Linked DNA regions of Homo sapiens: region 1 is linked to region 2. The links are chromatin loops, found by intact Hi-C in ENCODE. Cell type or tissue: K562. All regions are shown on one strand. Links, peaks and the distances in the headings refer to the core of each region. The heading gives the core; the rest is flanking DNA.

Region 1 (8,804 bases), core at 2,283-7,282, 110 kb before region 2:
TCCTTCTAATAGATAAAAAATCAAATTCCTTCTTTTTTAACTTTCCACCCCTTTCACTGTGGCTGTAGAGAAAAAAAATTGAAAATACACTAAGTTTAAAGATACTTAGTGATCCCCACATTTAAAAATAGGAAGAAGAATGAGTGGTAGCTGAACATATTTGAATTAATATAATAGTTTCCGATATTTTAATAATTGCACCTTTTCAGTGTTGTGTCAAAACATTTGAAAAAATGGATTCTGAAGTCCTTCTGGGATATTTTGAGGAGAGTTCTGTTCTGTGCAGTCTGGACTGGGAAGAAATGTAAAGCAGCACACTAGGATGTCCCCATATTTAGAACTCTTCAGAGGAGACTTGATAAATGTTTGAGCTCTTTGTGCTTAGCTGCACCAAGCTGCTTCAAGCTTACTAGGCATTCTGGAAATTAAGTTGATTTTGGGTCAAAGAGTGACTGTGATTTTATCCTCCTCTGCATCCTTAACCAGCCCACTCAGTTTTCCTTCTCTTAAGACAGTGGTCGTAGTACTCCAGTTGTCTTTAAAGTAGCAAGTTCCTTTGATAGGCTTGTAAAATAACTTATTGCATTTGAAAATTTGGATTACTGTATTGAACAGAGGTATAAGTAATTAACAGAGAAATTATTGTCTCTGATATATCATGTAGCCATGTGTGAATTACCTTTTTGGAGCTTTATTTTCTCATTTTTAAAATGAAGGGGATTGAATGAGATAACCTTAAAACCTTCATCTTAAAAAACATAAAATCAACCTATGCTATTATGTGTGTGTATTTTTACTAATTTATCTTTGAAGTTTGTGATACATGCTCTGGAAAGAAAAACTCAAATGAAAAATCCTCAGTATGTCTGAAGCGAAGGTGAAACTGAGAGATTCTAGATGGTTGTATGAGGCCTGTGTTCCACTTTGGTGTTATCCCTGTCAACATAGAGGCTTTTTTTCTGTTCTGTTTAAATGGTATTTGTAACTAGGTCCAAACCAGCTCAATTTGGATTTTTTATTCACAGTACTTGCTGTGAAGTGGCAATTAACTATATGGGCAAATTTAATCTTAAAACCACTTACTCTCCTGTGATTTACAAAGGACCTCGTAACAGAGAATTGTAGAAAATTCTATTAGTGTATGTATTTAACATTATAGTATCATGTGCTTTATTAGCTGCATCCAGTACTAGTTTATTTGTACCAGAGTGTTTTTTTTGTTAGTTGTTGTCACATTTGAGGTACCTATACAGACATATTGCGGTTGACACTTCGGCCTTCTCATTAGCACAGACCATTTTCTGAAGGTTTGAGATGTATCTTGTAGCCATCTTTGATATGATGGCTGATTTCAGGGTGATTTCATTCAATATTCTGGCATTGATGAAAGTTTATATAGGGAGCAAAGGGTCATGAAAGGGGTAAAATCCAGTATTTGGAAGGTCTAGAAAATCATTCAACTGTAAATGATGAAGTTCTCAAGTACATGTCTCTATAGCTACTTCCAATGATTGAAATGGCAAATAACCTGGAATAGTTTTTGGCTATAACTTCCTACAGTTCCACTAAGGAAGTAGAACTATACTTAGTGTAGTTACACTGAGACTATTGTGAGATTGATTTGTGGAGCATGGTAAGTGGCTCCCAAAAAGGAATCCCTACTTTGCAGTGAACGCTTAACTGTATGGCTTTGGACATTCCTCTGATAAATATTTCAGACTATATTACCTGCAGAGCTTTTTTTTTTGAGATGGAGTCTCGCTCTGTCAGCAGGCTGGAGTACCACTGGCATGATCTCTGCTCACTGCAATCTCCGCTTCCTGGGTTCAAGCGATTCTCTTGCCTCAGCCTCCTGAGAAGCTGGGATAACAGGCACGCACCACCACACCCAGCTAATTTTTGTATTTTTAGTAGAGACAGGGTTTCACCATGTTGGCCAGGGTGGTCTCGATCTACTGACCTTGTGATCTGCCCGCCTTGGCCTCCCAAAGTGCTGGGATTACAGGTGTGAGCCACAGTGCCCGGACTACTTGCAGAGCTTTTCATGTGAGTTTTACACTGTCTTATTTTCCAGTTAGTTGTATACAAGAACACTTTTTTAAAAAATTGTGTTTCATCTCATTGCACTTTGCAGATACTGTGTTTTCTTTTTTTTTTTTTTTTAACAAGTTGAAGGTTTGTGCCAGCTCTGTGTCAAGGAAGTCCGTTGGGACCATTTTTTCAACACCATGTGCTCACTTCATGTCTCTGTGTTACATTGGTAATTTTCACAATATTTCAAACTTTTTTGTTATTATATCTGCTATGATTATCATAATCAGTGATTTTTGATGTCACCATTGTAACTGTTTTGAGGCACCATGACCCACACTCATATAACATGCCCGACCTAATCAGTAAGTGCTAGGTTCTGACTTGACTTCACCTCCACCGACCTGCAGTTCCTCCATCTCTCTCCCTCCCCTTGGGCTTACCTATTCCCTGAGACACAACAATATTGAAATTCGGCCAATTAATAACCCTACAATGGCAAGTGTGCAAGTAAAAGGAAGAGTTGCATGTCTCTCACTTTAAATCAAAAGCTAGAAATTATTCAGCTTAGTGAGGAGGGCGTGTTGAAAGCCTAGATAGGCTGAAAGGTAGGCCTCTTGTGCTGAACAGTTAGCCAGGTTGTGAATGCAAAGCAAAAGTATTTGAATGAAGTGAAAAATGCTACTCCAGTGAATAAATGGATGATGAGAAAGTGAAATAGCCTTATTGCTGTTATGGAGAAAGTTTTAGTGGTTGGACAGAAGATTAAGCCACAAAATTCTCTTAAGCCAAAGCTTAATGTAGAGCAAGGGCCTGACTTCCTTCAATTCTATGAAGGTTGAGAAAGGTGAGGAAGCTTCAGAAGAAAAGTTTGAAGCTAGCAGAGCTGAGTTCATGAGGCTTAAGGAAAGAAACCACTTTCATAACATGTAAGTACAAAGTGAAGCAGCAAGTGCTGATGTAGAAGCTGCAGCAAGTTACCTAGAAGATCCAGCTAAGATAATTGACAAAGGCGCCTACACTACACAGCAGATTTTTAAGCTAGACGAAACAGCTTTATATAGGAAGAAGATACCATCTAGGAGTTCTCTAGCTACAGAGGAGAGGTCAGTGCATGGCTTCAAAGTTTTGAAGGACAGTCTGACTTTGTTGTTAGGGGCTAATGTAGCTGTTCACTTTAAGTTGAAGCCAATGGTCCTTGACCACTCTGAAAATCCTAGGCCCCTTAAGCATTATGCTGAATATGCTCTGACTGTGCTCTATAAATGGAACAACAAAGCCTAGATGATAGCACATCTGTTCATAGCATAGATTGTGGAATATTTTAGGCTCATTCTTGAGACCTACTGCTCAGAAGCAAAGAATCCTTCCAAAATATTACTGCTCATTGATAATGCACCTGGTCACCCAAGAGCTCTGATGGAGATGTACAAGGCGATCAGTGTTTTCCTGCTTGCTAACAATATCCATCCTGTTGCTCAAGGATCACGGAATAATTTTGGCTTTCTAGTCTTATTACTTAAGAAGTACATTTGTTAGGCTATAGCTGCCATAGATAACGATTCCTCTGATGGATCTAGTCAAATTAAGTTGAAAATTTCCTGAAAAGGATTCACCATTCTAGATGCCATTAAGAACTGATTCATGGGATTTGTGATTCATGATTCATGGGAGGAGGTCAAAATACCAACATGAACAGCAGTTTGGAAGAAGTTGATCCTTTGAGGGTTTTAAGACTTCAGGGGAAGAAGTAACTGCAGATGTGGTGGAAACAGTAAAACAGTTTGAATTAGAAGTGGAGTCAGAAGATTTGATTGAATTGCTACAATCTTGTGATAAATCTTGAACGGATGAGGAGGTGCTTCTTATGGATCAGCAAAGAAAGTAGTTTCTTGAGATGGAATCTATGCCTGGTGAAGATGCTATGAACATTGTTGAAACAACCACAAAGGATTTGGAATATCCCATAAACTTAGGTGGTAAAGCAGTGACAGGGTTTTAAAGGACTGACCCTAATTTTGAAAGAAGTTTTACTGTGGGTAAAATGCAATCAAACAGCAATGCATGCTACAGAGAAATCTTTCATGAAGAGAAGAGCCAATTGATGCAGCAAGCTTCATTGTCTTGTTTTAAGAAATTGCCACAACTACCTCACTCTTCAGCAACCACCACCCTGGTCAGTCAGCAGCCATCAACATTGAGGCAAGACACTTCCACAGCTAAAAGATTACAACTTGCCAAAGGCTCAGATGATCATTAGCATTTTTTTAGCAATGAAGTATTTTAAAAATAAAGTGTGTACTTTTTTTTCCATAATGCAATTGCACATCTAATAGATTACAGTTCAGTGTAAATGTAACTTTTATATACACTGTGAAACCAAAAAATTCGTGTGACTCACTTTATTGAGGTGATCTGGAACTGAACCTATGGTATCTCCACTGGTGTGTGTACCTCTGAGGTCTTTCCTTGATGTAATGTGTGAGTACCAGTTTCCCCTGCCTAGATCTTCAGGACTAGAATTGCAGCTTTGAGAAGGTATGAGAGCACTGGAGGGGAAGCTTGAGACTGGGCCACTAGAATTGTGGAGTAGAGATTGGAAGGGAGGATTGGAAAGAGCCATTTCTGAGAAGCAGAGATGAAGGGATTAGCCGTGGAGTAGATGAGTGAAATAGCTAAGCAAGGATGTAAACTTCAGGGAGAAGCATTTCCAGAGGATAGCTGGATGCTGGGGTATAAGACAGAATGATTTGTAGTAGTATGTCCCTGGTGTAGTCAAGGAAGGGCTGATTCTAACTGCTGGACCCCGGCTTGATTTCACATTGTGTCCACATTCTTTTGTTGCCAAGTAATGTTGTCATTTGCATGCAAAGTTCCTCTGAGGCAAGAAGTGTTTCCTAGTCATTTTTATCCTATTAGTGTCCAGCACATAGTAGACAAAACTTTGTTGAATTTTAGTTCATATTTGTGAAGACCTGTATATTTAAATTCAAGATACTTGACAAATGGAGATTGGAAGTTGTAATTTCTTTTTTAAGAGATTGTGTTAGGGGTGTAGAATGAGAGGGCTGTGTTTAGTAACTGATAGTCTTACTGGTCAACATCTATCTTCTGGGAAGAAGCGTGACTAATCCTACACATTCCTTTCACATTGGCTTTCTCTGCTTTCTTTTGCCTATCAGCTTTGTCCAGATTGTAAACAATAACCTAGAAGAGAAAGGTTTTATATTTCATTATCATTTCTTCTAACAACACAGCTTTGTGTGAATAAGACAATATCAAGTAGATTGTTTACCTTGAATTAAATTTCCCAGGAAACAGTTCTAGCATTTAACTTTGATTAAAAGTGAATTTTTGTTCTCTAGAGGATTGTCAGAAGTTGTTATAAAAAGAGCTATGTTTGGAAACAGTGGGTGTGGGACTCCTGAATATAATAGTAATTTAAACTCAGAGGTTTTTCATAAAAATCTTCTTTTTTTAATAAAAAAGAGATGACAGTTTATAAAAAAATGTAGTTCTATAATTTTAGATGTTTAAGAACATAAAAATGGATTACATTAATGATATATAGATTTACAGTATTCTTTGAGACTGTCAGCATGTTATTTTAAAAATAATTGATATGTGTCTAATAGTAAACAATTTAGTATTTTTGGTGAAAAATACTTTAAAAATTTACTGCTATTATAATTCATTCATATTGGCCTTTAATAGGTAACTCCGTTGAGTTGGTTTCTGCCTCAGAAATATTTTGCTGTTATAGATTTCATGGAATAGCAAAGAGCAAATAATTTGTACATGCTTGTGTAACATAATGTTAAAGAATATTTAGGAATTGAAAATGTTGAGGAACAGCTTTTCCTGGCATGCATGCCTAGAGAGGGTTTGCATCACCACTAGGGAGGACACAGAACTGTTAAGATCTCTGGCGTTTTATTACATGTCTGATAATTATTTGTTCACAGCCAGACCTACCATATTCAGTTCTGCAGGTTGTGCACTGCATAACTGTAATGATATTCACATGTGTAAAACCTACACATTTGTATGTAGTGACTCTGGGTTTTGAACAAGATAAAAAAATTTCTTAAGGAGTTTACATTCCAGTGGGCCAGACAGATAATCAATAAATAAGATAGGAATATATCAGATAAAAATAGATACCATACATTGTAAGGTGAAAGCGGCCAGATGGCTGGTTTAGAAGAAATAGTAAAATGAAAAGAACTGGTAATTTAAAAAATAAAATCTTTTATAAATGGTATAATTAAAATTATTTTACATATATTTCTAGACGTTATCGTTTTTGCGTTTTGTTGCTAAAGATAGTCTGACACAGTTATTTGTTTTCACTTTGGGTTTTTAAAAACTGTGATAGCAGTGGGATGCATTAATTTATTTTTTTTGAGATGTAGTTTCGCTCTTGTTGCCCAGTCTGTGGGGCAATGGGCGTGATCTCGGCTCAGTGCAACCTCTGTCTCCCGGGTTCAAGCGATTCTCTTGCCTCAGCCTCCTGAGTAGCTGGGATTACAGGCATGTGGCATGTTGCCTGGTTAATTTTGTATTTTTAGTAGAGATGGGGTTTTTCCACGTTGGTCAGGCTGGTCTCGAACTCATGACCTCAGGTGATCCACCCGCCTTGGCCTCCCAAAGTGCTGGGATTACAGGCACGAGCCACCGTGTCTGGCTGTGGATGTATTTTTTTAAAGATATATTTTGACTGATTTTCATTAAAAAAGAATAAGTGCGTTATATACAGTTTGGATGTTTGTCTGCTCCAAATCTCATGTTGAAATATAACCCCCAATGATGAAGGTAGGGGAGGTGGTTGGGTCATGGGGGCGGATCCCTAATGAAAAGCTTATTGCGTTCCTCATGATAATGAGTGAGTTCTTGCTCTAAGTTCATGCAAAATCTGTTTGTCTAAAAGAGTGTGGCACCTCTCCACTCTTGCTTGCTCTCTTGCCATACCTGCACCCCCTTCACCTTCTGCCATGACTGGAAACTTCCTCAGGCCCTCACCAGGAGCAGATGCTAGCAATCTGCTTCCTGTACAGCCTGTAGAACTGTAAGCCAAAATAAACCTCTTCTTTATAAATTACCCAGTCTGAGGTATTGCTTTATAGCAGTGCAAACAGATTAACACAGTGCAGTTTTGTCTAATGACCTAATGTTAGATTCTTTGAGTTTAACTTAGTGACAGTATTACAAGTATAATAAAATATTTAGGGCTTAAAAATTTTTGGGTTACTTTATTTTGATTTTTTACATAATGAGAAAAAATGTTTAAAAAGTATTCATATATGTGTGGGGTGTGTGTGTGTGTGTGTATGTGTGTGTGTAAGAAAAAAAGACTTGGGAGACAAGTCCGTACTGTCTTACTTAAGAATACATTTTTATGTAAGTTTTCTAGTTTATGAAATATTATGCTGAGAAATTTTGTTTTTGTATTTATACATTGTTTGGTTAAAAGTATACCTTTTTAGAGTGTAGTGTATTTCCTTCCAGCCCAATGTCATTTTTTTTTGTAAACAAAGCTTTTCCATGTTGCCTGTTGGTTTTTATGTTTAATATCCTAATGGATTTTAAATAGAGGGCCAAGTGGATATGACATAATTTATGTAATAAATCCTTTATTTTAATATTTTTTGCTTTTTCTGGAGTCTTACTGGACAGGTTCTCCTGTCCAGCCTCCGCCATTGGACTGCCCAGTACATATGTTCCCTTAATAAACTCTGTTGTCTCTTTTACTAATTCTGGGTCTCTTCTTTGGCCTCTCAAACATAGTGCCATCTAATTGAAGTCCACAGAGGTCTGGCAGGACACCTGGTATGCATGGCAATAAGTTGAAGAAAATCCCATGAGTGCCAAGATGATGGGATTGGGAGAGAGGAAGTATGCGGAGGAAATTCTAGGCTGGCTGTCTACATCTATAGGGGGTCTGATAGCTGCTATCCTTGATGAATGGGGCCCACTGCAGGAGTATAGGGATGCCCCCAAAACACTGAAGGGTCTGGAAGAACTGTTGCCCGGGGTGGATCTAACTAAATGAAAGTGAGATGCCCAAGCTGTGGCAGCTGTGATTGGCTGGCTGCTTCTATAATTTGTAGCTCATAGTTTTTTTTCCTGTATTTTGGGATATTAAAATCGCTTGTCCAATTGTGAATTTCTTTAAAAATATATTTAGTGGGGACAAGTGCAGGTTTCTTACATGTGTATATTACATAGTGGTGTAGTCTTGGCATTTAGTGTGCCCATCACCTGAATAGTGAACATTGCACCCAATAGGTAATTTTTAAACCCTTACCCACCTCCCACCCTCCCACCTTTTGGAGTCTGCAGTGTCCATTGTTCCACTCTGTATGTCCATGTGTACTCATTGTTTAGCCTCCATTTATAAGTGAGAATATGAAGTATTTGACTTTGTGAGTTATTTTACTAAGGTAATGGCCTCCAGTTCTATCCATGTTGCTGCCAAGGACATTATTTCATTCTTTTTTATGACTGCATAGTATTCTAAGTTGTATATATACCACATTTTCTTTATGAAATCCTCCATTGATGGACATTTAGGTTGATTCCATACCTTTGCTATTGTGACTAGTGCAGTGATAAAGATATAATTTCAAGCATCTTTTTAATATGATGATTTCTTCCCTTTGGATAGATACCCAGAAGTGTGATCAGTATATCTAATGGTAGTTTCACTTTTAATTCTTTGAGAAATCTCCATACAGTTTTCTATAGAGCTTGTACTAATTTACATTTTTACC
Region 2 (8,804 bases), core at 2,453-7,452:
GAACCTAGAGCATACCTGGGGACTGTTTCTTTAGTCATGCATGTATGAAATGCCATGTTATACAAATTAGCTTATTACCCTGAATGCCTTTATGAGCTGGGAATTTAATTCTTTTTTATTTTTAAAATTTCATTGATAGAAATGTTAAGGCTATGAATTTTTCTCTGACCATTGCTTTAAAAATACTTGATCAACCTAAGTGCCAATCAACTGATGCATGCATAAAGAAAATGTGGTATATATACCCAGTGGAATATTATTCTGCCATAAAAAAGAATGAAATCCTATCATGTACAGCAACGTGGATGAAACAGAAGGCCGTTTTGTTAAGTGAAATAAGCCAAGCACAGAAAGGCAAATATAACATGTTCACATTCATGTGGGAGCTAAAAAAGTGACTGTCAAGAACACAGAGAGTAGATTTGTAGTTACCAGAGGCTGGGAAGTGGAAGAGGGGAGGAGGAGATGAAGGGGGGAAATATATATATATATAATATGTATTTATTACCACCAAATTATACACTTAAAAATGGTATAGATGATAAATTACATATGTATATTTTACATCAATAAAAATAAAAATTTTTGATATGTAGTGTGCTTATAATTGTTTAAAATATATTTTCTACTTTTAGCTTGTATTTACCCCTTCACCTAAGAGTTGTTTAAGAAAAGGTTTTTTTCTAGAAGAAGATATACAGGTTGAAGAGTGTATCAGGGTTTTCTAGAGGGAGAGAACTAATAAGTTAGATGTGTATATAAAGCGGAGTTTATTAAGGTGTATTGACTCACATGATCACAAGGTGAGGTCCCACAATAGGCCATCTGCAAGCTGCGGAGCAAGGAAGCCAGTCCGAATTACAAAGGTGAAGAACTTGGAGTCCAATGTTCAAGGGCAGGAAGGACCCAGCACGGGAGAAAGATGTAGGCTGGGAGACTATGCCAGTCTAGTCTTTTCATGTTCTGCCTGCTTTTATTCTGGCTACACTGTCAGCTGATTAATTAGATGGTGCCCACTAAGATTGAGGGTGGGTCTGTCTCTCCTTTGTCTCTCAAATGTTAATCTCCTTTGGTAGCACCCTCACAGACACACCTAGGGAGCTTTGCATCCTTCAATCCAATCAATATTACAATCCACTCAATATTTACCATCACAAGTCGACCCCTTGTCAACTTGAACCCATATACATTTCCTGAAATCATAGTCTTCAAATAAAGACAATAATATCATAATTATGCCTAACATAATAAAACTATCCTTCGTACAACCAGGAATGCACAAATCCCCAACCCAAATGCTATTATGTAAGGTTAACAACACTTAAATGCTGATAGCAAGTCAATGAATCTTATGTCACATTTAAAGGAAAAAGGAAATAAAATGAAGATATTTTCTTGTACAAATATATACATGCACAAACATGTTCTTAACAAAAGAAGGAGGAAATACTCATTACAATTACAGTCCTTGTTTGTGCAACTGGTCACGTGCTGGTATTGATGACTACCTTCTTCTACTACCCATTCTGTATTCCCTTTGCCTTCAGCAAGCACCTCAGCAGGTCTTGTTTTTTTCCTGGTGGAGTGACACAAACCTTCATTCCTGGAGGGTCTGGGCTATTTGTAGCCCTGACTGGATTGGGCTGTTGTAGTTTCCCATTGACCTTAATCAGAGGGCATGGTAATACTAAGAGACACCCTAAGGGATCTCCTGTATTCCAGATATCCCTTACCTCCATTGTGGAGTAGTAGACTGATTTCATTTAATCCAATCAAGTTGACAGTATTAACCATCGCAAGGAGCCTTTTTTAAAAAGTGCTTAAATAATTTCTAGTTTTATTTTAATTTTGGTTAGAAAATATTTCTTATAGCATTACTATTTTATAGAACATACTGATATTTTCCTTATCACCTAATATATGATCAGTTTTTGTGATGCTCCACATGCATTTGAGAGAAAAGTTTATTTTTAGGGTGTAAAGTTTGACATATATTCATAAAATCTACCTTATTAGTTATATTGTAGGTGTTTTTAAATTTTCATTTTACATGTTTATTGATCTGCCTTGTTCTAAGTAGTATGTTAAAATCTCCTATTATTAGTGTTCTTTTTGGGACTTCTGGCATCTCTTATAGTTTTTGTTTTACAAAAAGGTACTATATTATTTGGTACATAGATATTTATATTTAATATGTCTTTATTGTGATTTTGGCTTTAGCGTTAAAACGTGTCCTTCTTTGTTACATTTAATGCTTTTTGGCTTGCATTTGATTTTATATGATTTTCTTTCAGTTGGTAGGTTAAGTGCCTGCACAATTATTGAAAAGACTGATGTTTTGATTTTAATTTTGTCATATTATAAATATTATGCACGCTATATTATATTTGCTTGGCTTCTTTCTCTAGTAACCTTTTTTACTATTCGATTTTTGAAGTTTTTTTTTCTAGGAAGGTTTTATTTTGGTCTAGATGATGTGTTTATACTTATTTCTTTACTAACGTCCTTATTCCCCATTTAAACATTATGACCTTTTAACATCTGGTTATTCGGCTGTTATTGATATTCTTTAGTTCCTGCCTCATGCCTATAAAACAGCCTTTTTGTCTTATTGTTTTTGTGGCATTATTTCTACTTTGAGAAAACAGCACATAATATATAGCATATAGCACATGATGTATTTTCCCGTGTGTCTTATACCTACAAATAAATATATATATGTATACTATTAGTTTTTTTGCTTAACTTTCCCAGTTAATAACAAGTTGGGTTAAGGTCATCTTCTAGTAGATTCCTTAAGAACTCATGGATCCAGAATTCCTTGAATTCTTGCATGTTAAAAACTTTTTTTATAGCTTGGATACTCGAAGGCAGCTTGGCTATATACAAATCCTTGGATTTCCCTTTATTTCCTGGAGCCTTATGGAAATGCTGCCCCATTGGTATCTTGCTTTGAATCTTTTTAAAAATTGTAAATTGATAATTTATAATTGTATAAATTTATGGAGTATAAAGTGATGTATGATCCATGAATACAATGTGGAATAATTAAATCAAGTTAGTTAACAACATATTCAATACCTCAAATACCTTTTTTTGTGGTGAGAACATTTGAATGTTACTCTCTTAGCAATTTTAAGATGTGCAGTACTCTATTATTGACTATAATCATCATGCTGTGCAATAGAACTAAAAAAAGCATATTTCTCCTGAGATTTTATACCCTTTGGTTATCATTTCCCCATTCCTTACTGCCTGAACTGCTTTAACCACCATCCTACTCTCTGCTTCTATGAGTTAGGTTATTGTAGATTTCACATATAAGTGAGAACGTGATATTTGTCTTTGTTTGCCTTATTTATTTCACTTAGCATAATGTTCTCCATTTTCACACATGCTGCTACAAATGACAGAATCCTTCTTTTTAAGGGCTGAATAGAATTTCACTGTGTATATTTACCACATTTTGTTTATCCATTCATCCATTGATGGGCACTTAGGTTGATTCCATAACTTAGCGATGGTGAATAGTGCTGCAATAAACATGGAATGCAGACATTTCTTCAACAAACTGATTTCAAATCTTTTAGGTAAACACCCAGAAGTGGGATTGCTGGGTCATATGCTAATTCTATTTTTAGTTTTTTGAGGAACTTCCATACAGTTTTTCATAATCGATATACTAATATATATTCGCACCAACAGTATACAAGGATTCCCTTTTCTCCACATCCTTGTCAATATTTGTTAACTTTTGTCTTTTTGATAATAGCCATTCTGATAAGTGTAAGATGATATCTCATTGTGGTCTTTAATTTGCATTTCTCTAATGATTAGCGATGTTGAACATTTTTTCATATGTCTGCTGGACATTTGTATGTCTTCTTTTGAGAAATTTTTATTCAGATATCTTGACCATTTTTAAATTGGATTTTTGGTTTTCTTGCTATTGAGTCATTTGAGCTTTATGTACATTTTGTATACTAACCTCTTGTTGGATATGAATCTTATTTTTGATAAATCTATTGCCAGTCTAATTCTTTTACTTGTGTATGTTGTTTGAATTCATTTGCCTGGATTCCCTGAGGATTTTTCCTTTATCTTGAATGTCTACTACTTTTACTAAAATATGTCTCTGAGTTGATTGTTACAAGTTTTTTTTTTCCCCCCACCCCGTGGCTAGTGGGCCCTTTCAGTATATAAGTTGTGGTTGTTTGTGTTTGAATACTTTCTTGGTTAGAATTTCATTATTAGTCATATTTTATTTTAAAAAGTCTTCTTCAGAAATTCCATTTATATATAAATTGTATCTTCTTTTTCCTGTCTTCCATTTCAGCCACTTTCTCTTTGACCCTTTTTACTTTTTTCTCTATTTCATTTTATTCATTTAGTTGATTTTCTACTATTTTTCCAGTGTCTCTTATTGCATTTTCTTTCAAATCTGTTTTTCCTTGGGCATCTTGTAATTTACGTTCCATTTCTGATGTGATTTTGTATTTTTCTTCTCTTTTCTTTCTGTGTTCAATCAATTGGTGTTTTATTTTTTCCTTTTAAAATTTTCTGGTCATTCATTTCTCTACTTAGTTTTTAATTCTTATTTCAAGGTTGTTTTTTAAATCTACCTAATTGCAGAATTTATGGATATTTATTAGTTTTGAGTGTTATGGTTTTCTTCTGTTTTGCCACTGTTCTTGCCAGTGTCTTGCCATTTGTTTGTGTGAGAGGGTGGAATTTTTTATCACCTTAATTGTTTGGGTCCTTATTTTCAATTTTCTTTTTATGCTAGGTTTTTGTTTATCTGTATGTTGGGATGGCTTAACATTTCTAGTTCAAGAGCACCCTCTCCTGTTATTGTAAGCAAAGTATTGTTTCTTTACTGGATGGCATGGTTTTCAAATGGCATATGCCTTCCAATTTTTAAATTTTCTTTTGTTTTATGTAATTCGAAATGTTCTCCCCTTTTTCTCTCTCTAATGTATAGTTTCCAAAGAAACCTCTCCTGTTGTTTTAGCTGTCTTTTCTCTCCAAAGTGACGCCTTTGCAAGGTGGCTTGTCATGTCCCATGTGCGTTTTCAAGTCTCCTTTCTGTTATCAGTGTTCTGAGCTAACTGTTCACTTTTCAGTATATATAGGGCCAAGGGCTGAGTTTCTTTCTGTTTCTAGCAGTGGTTTTAAATCATGGTTCAACCTGCCCTTAACTCCTCTCTGCTCTCGTTTGTGTAGTTTCTCCTGAACTGCTCTTGGTCTCCATGAAGGCTACTGGCAGGAGCACATGAGAGAGGTAGGTAGGTCTTGATGTTTATATTTATATTTACAAGTACTTTGAAGTTTGGAGTTTCCTTGTTTTCTAGTTATGTTGAGATAGGGTGTGTAGTTTTAATTCTTCTCCTTCTCTTTTTTTTCCTCTTCCTGTTTCTGTTTCTTTTCAGGATATTTTGGTACTTTCAAATTTATACCTCTGCCACAGCTTCAGCTGCCTAGAATCCTCTCTATTAATGCATTCTTAATAGCGCTCAACATCCTGCAGCAACTTAAATGTTTCGTATCTTGGCTTATTATGAATTTGAATACTGAATAACATGATTGTACATGAAAGCTTTTCAAAAGATGTGACGATCTTTTAAATTATTGTAGGCTTTATGAGACACCTAGTCTGAGCAGGTTAGGAAAAAGTAGATTCTGAGATCTTACCAAGGTCTTACTAATGTAAAAATCAATGGCTTTTTTTTTCTCTGTGTTATTAATGGTTAGGGTCCCAATGTTTTTTTGTGAGACTAAATAATAAAATAATGATCTTTTTAAGTGTGGTGCATCATTGACTGCTGTCTTTTTATCTGAGAAAACTATGTATGTTTAGTAAGTCCAAGGGCACGTTGAAGTTTCATGTGGAATAGTTACATGGGAATTTGCTGCAGCAATTACTCTGCTGTTTAATGACAAGCAATTATCCACATCACTTCTCAAGCTATACATCTCTCTCTCTTGCCCTTCAGCATTATGAACATCCCACCCATGGGCATGAGCATTTATTCTACACAGTATCCAGCTGTTACCTACTCTAAGACGTAACACACCTCTAGTTTTTATAACTAATTCTAAGCCTTGCTGTATTGGGGCTTGTAAAATATAAACCCTTACTTTTTATAATTGCCATTTACTTTATATTCTTCAAACTTTGTAATGCTTTTAGAATTTGTGGGCCCTGAAATAATTTTTGTACCAATAAGGAGCAAGAAGGGATAGTTGCTTTTCTACTGGGGAAAACTCAGTAACCATGTAAATGCATTTCTAAGTATCATTCTGTGGGCTCCTATTTAGTTCTAGCTGCCATGTATTTCATTGTAATATGTCATAATTGCAGTCATATTGTTTAAATTATTTTTCCTGAATTATATCAGTTTTTGAAACATCTTTAATATTCCTTTGTAACCTGCCACTGGGTGGAAAAGAACCCCAGCTGTATTGACAGTTTTCAAAATAACTTTTAAGAGCTTATAGGAGAATACTCTGAGAGAGCTGTTTTAATGGTGCTGTTTTCAAAAATCGTACAAGTTCTCTGAGTAAGATTGGATCTTTGTAGTTTCATTAGTTCTATTATGACTGAGAGGTCATGTGGTTTTGTAAAAATATTTTTTAGTTTAATGATGAAAAGATGGTGAAATGTGGGTGGTTATGCTGCTTTATAATACTTTATTCTCATATGTATTCTTATATATTATATATCTACTATACGTACCTATTTTCCAAACAGGTGATTCAGGTATGTAGTTAAAACCCTCATTTCCACACTGAAATCAGGAGCCTTTTGACACATAGAAATCTGGAGAATTAAGAATTTCTTGTATTATGTACACTATGTTTTCAGCTTGCATTTCTGACCTTAAGCAATTTATGGCTCTCTTTCTTTCTACTTCTGCATTTATTTTGGCCAAACCACAGGATTTGATGATGACTTTTAAATTATTAATATACCATAAGATTACTTTCTAGCCTCTAACTTATTTCTGAAAATAGTTAAAAATATTTTTCCTTTTCATGCACAAATAGCACATTTGTGAGCTGAATTTTCCTATATTTATTTTTATTTATTAATATATTATGTATTTGCTCATGCCAAGTGCTACAAAAGAAATAGTTCAGTCTTTTGAAGTGTAAGAAGTACATGGATGAATGAATGGTGGGTTACAGTACCTCGCAGGAACAGCTATGATAGAGACATGCAGCAAAGGGAGTTGAGTACATGTTAATGAAATTGTAGAAATTATTTAGTTACAGTGACACTTTTTATATATAATGATCTATGTGAGTGAACACTCATAAAGCAGGTTAAATGAGGCATTCTATTTTGATAATATTTTCTCTTACATGAATTTTAAGAATTATTATCTTGCTTAACTGAAACTTTATACCAGTTGGACAGCAACTTCTCATTTTTCCCTCTCCCAAGCCCCTGACCACCACCATTCCCTTTTTGCCTTTATGAATTAAACTATTTTAGATACTTCATATAAGTAGAATGTATGCAGTATTTGCGCTTCTGTGACTGGCCTATTTCATGTAGCACAGTGTTTTCCAGGTTTATCTATGCTGGCAGGATTCCCCTTTTTCCCCATCCATATGCCAGGATTCCCTTCTTTTTAGAAGCTGAATAATATTCTAGAGTATGTAAATGTACTACGTTTTCCTTATCCTTTCATCTATTGATGGACACTTAGGTTGATTCCATATCTTGGCTATTGTGAATAGTGCTGCAGTGAACATGGGAATACAAATACTTCTTTGAGATCCTGATTTCAGTTATTTTGAAATACCAAAAACCAAAATTTATTTTGGATAATACCTGAAAATGGGATTGCTCCAAGAAATGGTAGTTCTTTTTATAATTTGGGTGGAACCTCCATACTGCTTCCAGAGCTGTTGCATTTCCCACCAACAGTGCATAAGGGTTCCAGTTTTTCCAGTGTTCCCTGTACTTGTTTTTCTTTTGTTGTTGTTTGTTTGGTAACAGCCATCCTAGCAGGTGTGAATTGATATATCCTTGCGGTTTTCATTGCATATTTCTGATGATTAGTGATCTTGACCATCTTTGCATATTCCTATTGGCCATTTTTATGTCTTCTTTGGAGAAATGTTTATGAGAAGTAGGAATCTTAATGAGGAATATGTTAGCAGCTGAAGAAGATTTCTGAATGGAATTGTTTAAGAGACAACTGAGAATTGAGGCATTGTACAGCTTTCACTTATGGAGGGAGAATGCATGCCCATAATTTTGGAATTATTGTAACTTTAATATCTGAGATGGAAAGATATTTCAATTATAATCTTTGGTATTGATCAAAAACTTTTTTGTAGTTTTGAGAAAATTTTAAAAATTTAATCAAATTCATTATTTGCTAAGCATCTTAATTTTTATTTGGCAATCTCAGTCTTATAAATGCATAATTTATATCTCAATTGAGGTATTATGATGAACTAATTGCCTTCAAAATACCTAAAATATATAAAATTCGATTAAGTGTAATTTTCTTTATATCTTTATAGACCTGAAAGTAATAGCAAGTAAAGAGAGCAGAAATTTACTCAGGTTTGGTTTAGGAGATTTTATGAAATCTAACCATAAAAAAATACTGTACATAATTTAAACACAGCATGTTTTACAGTATGCAACTTCAAGCAGTAATAAATTATAAATAGCAATGTTGCTCACAATTCAGTTATAGGCAAAACTACATTATAATTTAAATTAAAATTCCAGAACATTATTACTACAGTAAAATTTCATGAGGGGTTCAACCTCTCTAATA

Evidence for each region. Hi-C counts contacts between places; a loop is a spot of excess contacts. Peaks named below come from ENCODE experiments on the same cell type or tissue, not always from the same donor. Only the 100,000 strongest peaks of a DNase experiment are listed, where the experiment ranks them.
Region 1: it touches region 2 in a loop (8-fold over the local background); 2 of 110 quality-filtered maps call a loop at or near these places.

The regions. Positions count from the first base shown.
Region 1 is chr7:111,435,080-111,443,883 of GRCh38, reverse strand. All of the region lies in intron 3 of IMMP2L (inner mitochondrial membrane peptidase subunit 2), which reads left to right. Among named protein-coding and RNA genes, the nearest start is that of IMMP2L, 120 kb to the left of the region's middle. In K562, for the core only: no CTCF peak of the experiment used is centred there; DNase peaks (open chromatin) are centred at 4,723 and 5,133.
Region 2 is chr7:111,325,871-111,334,674 of GRCh38, reverse strand. All of the region lies in intron 3 of IMMP2L (inner mitochondrial membrane peptidase subunit 2), which reads left to right. LOC124900232 (a long non-coding RNA gene) reads left to right here. Exons shown (of 2, transcript XR_007060475.1): 2 at 1-339. Among named protein-coding and RNA genes, the nearest start is that of IMMP2L, 230 kb to the left of the region's middle. In K562, for the core only: a CTCF peak has its summit at 4,860; DNase peaks (open chromatin) are centred at 4,834 and 5,154; H3K4me3 peaks cover 184 bases.